Linked DNA regions of Homo sapiens: region 2 is linked to region 1. Evidence: chromatin loops called from intact Hi-C (ENCODE). Cell type or tissue: sigmoid colon. All regions are shown on one strand.

Evidence for each region. A loop is a pair of places that touch in the nucleus more often than their neighbours do. Peaks named below come from ENCODE experiments on the same cell type or tissue, not always from the same donor. Only the 100,000 strongest peaks of a DNase experiment are listed, where the experiment ranks them.
Region 2: a loop joins it to region 1, with 5 times the contacts of the local background. A loop is called at or near these places in 84 of 110 quality-filtered maps.

The regions. Positions count from the first base shown.
Region 1 is chr6:35,138,627-35,141,126 of GRCh38, reverse strand. TCP11 (t-complex 11) reads left to right here. Exons shown (of 10, transcript NM_001370687.1): 2 at 243-380. The coding sequence starts at 257. Among named protein-coding and RNA genes, the nearest start is that of TCP11, 1.5 kb to the left of the region's middle. In sigmoid colon, a CTCF peak has its summit at 1,025 (motif pointing right); a DNase peak (open chromatin) is centred at 1,046; H3K4me3 peaks cover 248 bases; H3K27me3 peaks cover 566 bases.
Region 2 is chr6:35,237,787-35,240,286 of GRCh38, reverse strand. It overlaps SCUBE3 (signal peptide, CUB domain and EGF like domain containing 3), which reads right to left. Exons shown (of 22, transcript NM_152753.4): 7 at 2,269-2,385; 8 at 413-535. The region is part of intron 3 of SCUBE3-AS1 (SCUBE3 antisense RNA 1); the gene reads left to right. Among named protein-coding and RNA genes, the nearest start is that of SCUBE3-AS1, 20 kb to the left of the region's middle. RefSeq lists a silencer at 1,181-1,475. In sigmoid colon, no CTCF peak of the experiment used is centred here; a DNase peak (open chromatin) is centred at 1,106.

The DNA of each region.
Region 1 (2,500 bases):
TTCCCACGCTTCCCGCCCTGCGCCGGGCTTCTGTGGCTTTAGTTTCCTCGTTGCCGCCCAGCGCTCCACTTCTGTCCCACTCTCGACTTCCGCTCCTCCACGCTCCTTTGCCCCTTTCTGCCCCTCAGCACCCCCAAGACCCTGAGGCCGCTACCCCCCTTCCCGCCGCCCCCAGGGACCCCCTTGGCAATTGGGGAGGCCCCTTCCCCGACGCCAACAACACGCCTTTCTCCCTCACCCAGATACCATCAGCAAAATGCCAGACGTCAAGGAGAGTGTGCCCCCGAAATATCCTGGCGACTCAGAGGGCAGGTCCTGTAAGCCCGAAACCTCAGGACCCCCCCAGGAAGACAAGAGCGGCTCCGAGGACCCCCCTCCCTGTAGGTCCAGCTCGGCAGTCCCTGTGGCCCCCTAGGGGGTGCTTAGTGTGGGGGGTCCGCAGGCCCCCCCATCCCCCAAGTTTTCTCTCTTCACTATCCCTCTCTCGTTTGTCTTTCTCCGTTTCTCCCCCACCCGCCTTTACTTACAGGCCCGAGGGCAGAGGTCTTCAAAGAGTTTTTGGTTCTAGAGAAAGAAGTGACCCAAGCGTGATTACTTGAATCTGACAAGATTTGAGACTGAGTCGGTTCAAAGCCCTCCTTTGTATTGTATTTTGAATATGTAGGGGGGATTGGCAGATAGATCTGGGATTGATTTTAAAGAACCCAAATGATCCCAGACGGGAATTGGGTTTTCTCAGCGCTTTGCTAACTCAAGAAATAGTAGTGTCCTGGGCCCAGTCTCTAGCTCGGTTCTGTAGTGGGTGTTCTTTTGTGTTCTTGTTGGGGCACAAGGTCTTCTCCGCGCTTCGTGGTAGGTCCAGTCTCACTGGGACTCATGCTGTATTTCTCTTAATCTCCAGAGAACGTAACTAGTCATCAAACTGAGGAGCTGTCCGTGTGCAACAACTCAAGATAAAATTCTTGACTATTGAAATGCGAAAAATTAGATTGAGGCTTTGCGGCTGAATTAGATTGGTTTTTCTTGTGGCCACATGAGGTCGCTGCTGGTTAACTGAATGGCACCAAAAGGCATATTGGGGTCATTTCCAACAGCTATGAACCTGAGGTAGGATGAAAAATCCGTTTTTTTGTACACACAATTTAAGTTTTTGAGGTGTCTATTTAAATGAGTCCATATATAAAACAACTCTCAGTAAAATGAATAATCAAATTCCTTTTTAAAAAAATTTGAAATTTTGTGTATTAGGTTGACTTGGTTGTTATATTACTTGAAAATGTCTTTGTCCTTGGGATCTGGATTTTTAAAATCTATTTCGGTTAAATTTTATCTCTAATTTCTCTTTGAGCTCTCCTCATTCCTGAATTTTAGAGCTGTTTTGGAATTGCTTAGTGCTGTGTAACTTTTGAGCAACAGAAGTCTTATCAAGGCAGGCTATGAACTTTGATTTGTTGTAGTTGGAAAGTGTTTCTGTGTATATTTCCCTCCGTCCCTCAATAAGCTGCTGTAGTTCAATCCCCTTCTGAAGATTTTCTCTTAGCTCTCATTTAGCATTAGTGAATTAGCAGTGAGTCTGTTTACATATTTGATTGTGTTTTGCCATTTTGGCTGAAACTAAAGACTTCAGAGAGGCTGCAGAAATAAAGGGAACCTCAAGCGTCCACTTAAGGTCCAGTTCACCTTCATGTTTACCTAAGCAGAGACTCAGTGGATTTTTGGTAAAGGTCTACAATCTCCTTAACTTTTTATTTTTAAATATCGTAAGTCTGCTGGAAAGTAAAAAATAATACAGTGAATGCCCACAGTGTTAATATTCTGCCGTATTGCTTTTTCTCTCTCCCTGTATTTCCCCCTCCTGCCTTTTAAAATTGCAACGTCTTGACTTCTTTTAATTTTTGTTGTTGTTGATGGGTTTTTTTTTTTTTATAAACTAGCTGTTTTTTGAGACGGAGTCTCTGTCACCCAGGCTAGAGTGCAATGGTGCGATCTCGGCTCACTGCAACCTCCACCTCCTGGGTTCAAGCGATTCTCCTGCCTTAGCCTCCTGAGTAGCTGGGATTATAAGCATGTGCCACCATGCCCAGCTAATTTTTGTATTTTTAGGAGAGACGGGGTTTCACCATGTCGGCCAGGCTGGTCTCGAACTCCTGACCTCAGGTGATCTGCCTGCCTTAGCCTCCCAAAGTGCTGGGATTATAGGCAAGAGCCACAGCACCTGGCCTTGACTTCTTTTAATTTTTAAATTTTTGTGGGTACATAGTAGGTGTGTATATTTATCAGGTATATGGGATATTTTGATACAGGCATACAATGTGTAATAATCACATCAGGGTAAATGCGGTACACATCATCTCAAGGATTTATCCTTTGTGTTACAAACAATCCAATTATACTCTTTTAGTTATTTTAAAATGTGCAACTAAATTATTGTTGACTACAGTCATTCTGTTCTCTCAAATACTAGATCTTATTCATTCTATTTTTTGTACCCATTAACCAT
Region 2 (2,500 bases), 99 kb before region 1:
TTTCCCCCTTGAACTGAAGAGTTCCTATTCATGTCCTAGCTCTAGGACCAGTGATTTAACAATGCCATTCCATCTTCTCTGCCCCCTCTATTTGAAGTCCTTGGAATTAGGAACTGCAAGATCTGGTGCCTTTAGGTCAGGGCCCACCATGTGTGGTTAGGTACGTCCTACTCTGCCAAGGATATGAATTGGGGTGAAATCCATCCCTCAGTCCTTGCCAGGCTGAATGCTTTGATATGGAGCTAGTCCGCTGAGGGGAAAGAGTACCATTTGCTAATTTGCAGGATGACACTGCCTCTAGAGACTCTGTGTGATATCTATTGAGTTTCTAAGACTTTAGCCCTCTGGCCTCCTTGAAGCTCTCCCACAAGAACCTCTCCTAAGGCTTTCACCTTTGGCTGAGTCTGCTCACCCTGGCAGTTCCTCTCATTGATGAGAAGCTTATAGCCTTTCTTGCAACTGCATTCGAAGCTGCCCACTGTGTTGCGGCAAATATGGTCACAGCCCCCGTTGTTTAAGCGGCACTCATCTATATCTGAAGAAGGAGGACAAAACAGGATAAAAGATACTATCAAAGGCTGAGAACAAACAAGGAGAAAGATCCCTCCCTCACTGACAGAGACATGCAAAAATCAAGGAGTCCTGGGCCTGCCTCTTCTTGATCTCTCTCTGTCTCTTTCTCTTTCTCTTTCCTGTCTCTCTCTCTCTTTCCTGTCTCTGTTTCTTCCCTGTTCAGGGGATCTGTGGCCATTAGTAACACCCTCTCTTCTGGGATTGAGTGTTCTTATAAGGGGACAAATTGGAACCAAAACTAGGAACAGGCCCTCAGGGAATTACCTAGAGGAGGGGCAGGTGGGCATTTGACCTAACAGGCTAGCCCTTAGTCTCCAGCTGATGGCCATTCCCTGAAAGGTTGGTGGGTAAGGGTTATCTCTTTCCTGTCCCTCAGGACGGGGGGTTGGGGGGGTGCGGGGCAAGGAGAGGTGGAGGGTCTAAAGGGACTCACTGAAAACGGGCAGCCCTTTAGGGAGGAGGAGGAGCTGGGAAAGAGGCCAGGCAGGGAGGACCTCCAGGAGAGCCAGTGAGGCTGGGTAGCTGATGGGGGAGGGCTGGGGGCCAGGCAAGGGGCTGGACTGGGAGAGATCTGGAGAGACTCAGGCCTGAGGCAGCTTTCAGCACTAGTAAGGGAAAGGGGGGCTGGTGAATGGCTTCCTTCCTGAGGTCAAGTTCCCCAAGCTGGTGGCAGACAGGACCCAGGCTACTCACCCCTGGTTGGGGGAAGGGGCAGGGAGGGCAGCCTTTCACTTCACTCTTAGCATACCTGTCAACAGTTCTTCCCAGCAGGAAACCTCTCAACTCTGGCTGGCTGACCTGCTGCCCTAGCCTCCCCCCTCCTCTCGCAGCTGTTGGGCCAAAAGACACAAAGAACGAGCCCAGTCCTCCTCGTCCCCACTCCTTGTGACCAGGGGATATGGACCTAATGAATCATCATTTTCAGTATGGCTACCCTGCCTTTTTCCTCCACCCTTTCCCCCCATTCTCCCTCAGACCTGGCTAATTAAAAGGAAGGGAAACAGAATGCATAATGTGGGTAACTATACTGTAATAACAGTTAACACAAAGTGTTTCCATTTGCCAAGCACTGTTCTAAGTACTTTTTATGTAATCACTCTTTTAATCACAACACAGTATGAGGCGAGCACTATGGAAAACTGAGGCACAGAGACATTAAGTGACTTGTCCAGGATCACAGAGCTAGTAGGAGACAGGGCTGGGATCTGAACCCAGCTTCAGTCCTCCTAACTAGTATCCTACTCTCCCTTTGACCAGTACAGCCTTTCGAGGGGTAGACATCATTTCCCCAGAGCCCACTGGGAAGGTCTGAGGAATGTGGGGTAAGAAGGTTATGGAACACACCTGTGACCTCATGCACACACACAGTCAGGGCTCAAATATCCTTCCAGACCCAGGAGCAAATGTGAATCGCATGTCCATTAACTAAGAGGGTTAGGGACCCATGGGGGATAGGAATGAGAGTAGGGAAACAAGGTGGGGTAGGGGAAGGGGGCACTAAGGAACTGGCTGGACTTCTCTGTCCCTTGAACTGAGATGAAACAGGCAGATAGGAGACAACCCTTAGCTATGTCCTGGGTTCTTCATAAGAAGGAGGTTGAGGAGGTGTCATCCCCTAATAGGCACCCTATCTCTGGTCCCAACCTCAGCCCCTTACCAAAGGTCACTCTGCTTCTGTCCTCTCAAAGTCCTTACCTTTGCACGTCTTCCTGTCTGGCTGCAGCATGAAGCCCACAGGGCAGGTGCAGTGGACACCAGTCGCTGCATCATGGCACTTACTGTCACAGCCCCCGTTGTTGACAGCACAGGTCTCTGTTTAGGAGGGAAGTGGGGGATGGTAATGAGGTTACAAGCCTGGAGGAGTCCCAAACTCTGAGGGTAGTGGAGACCACAGAGGCCCGAGGGAAGGCCTCAGCTGCCTCTCTGT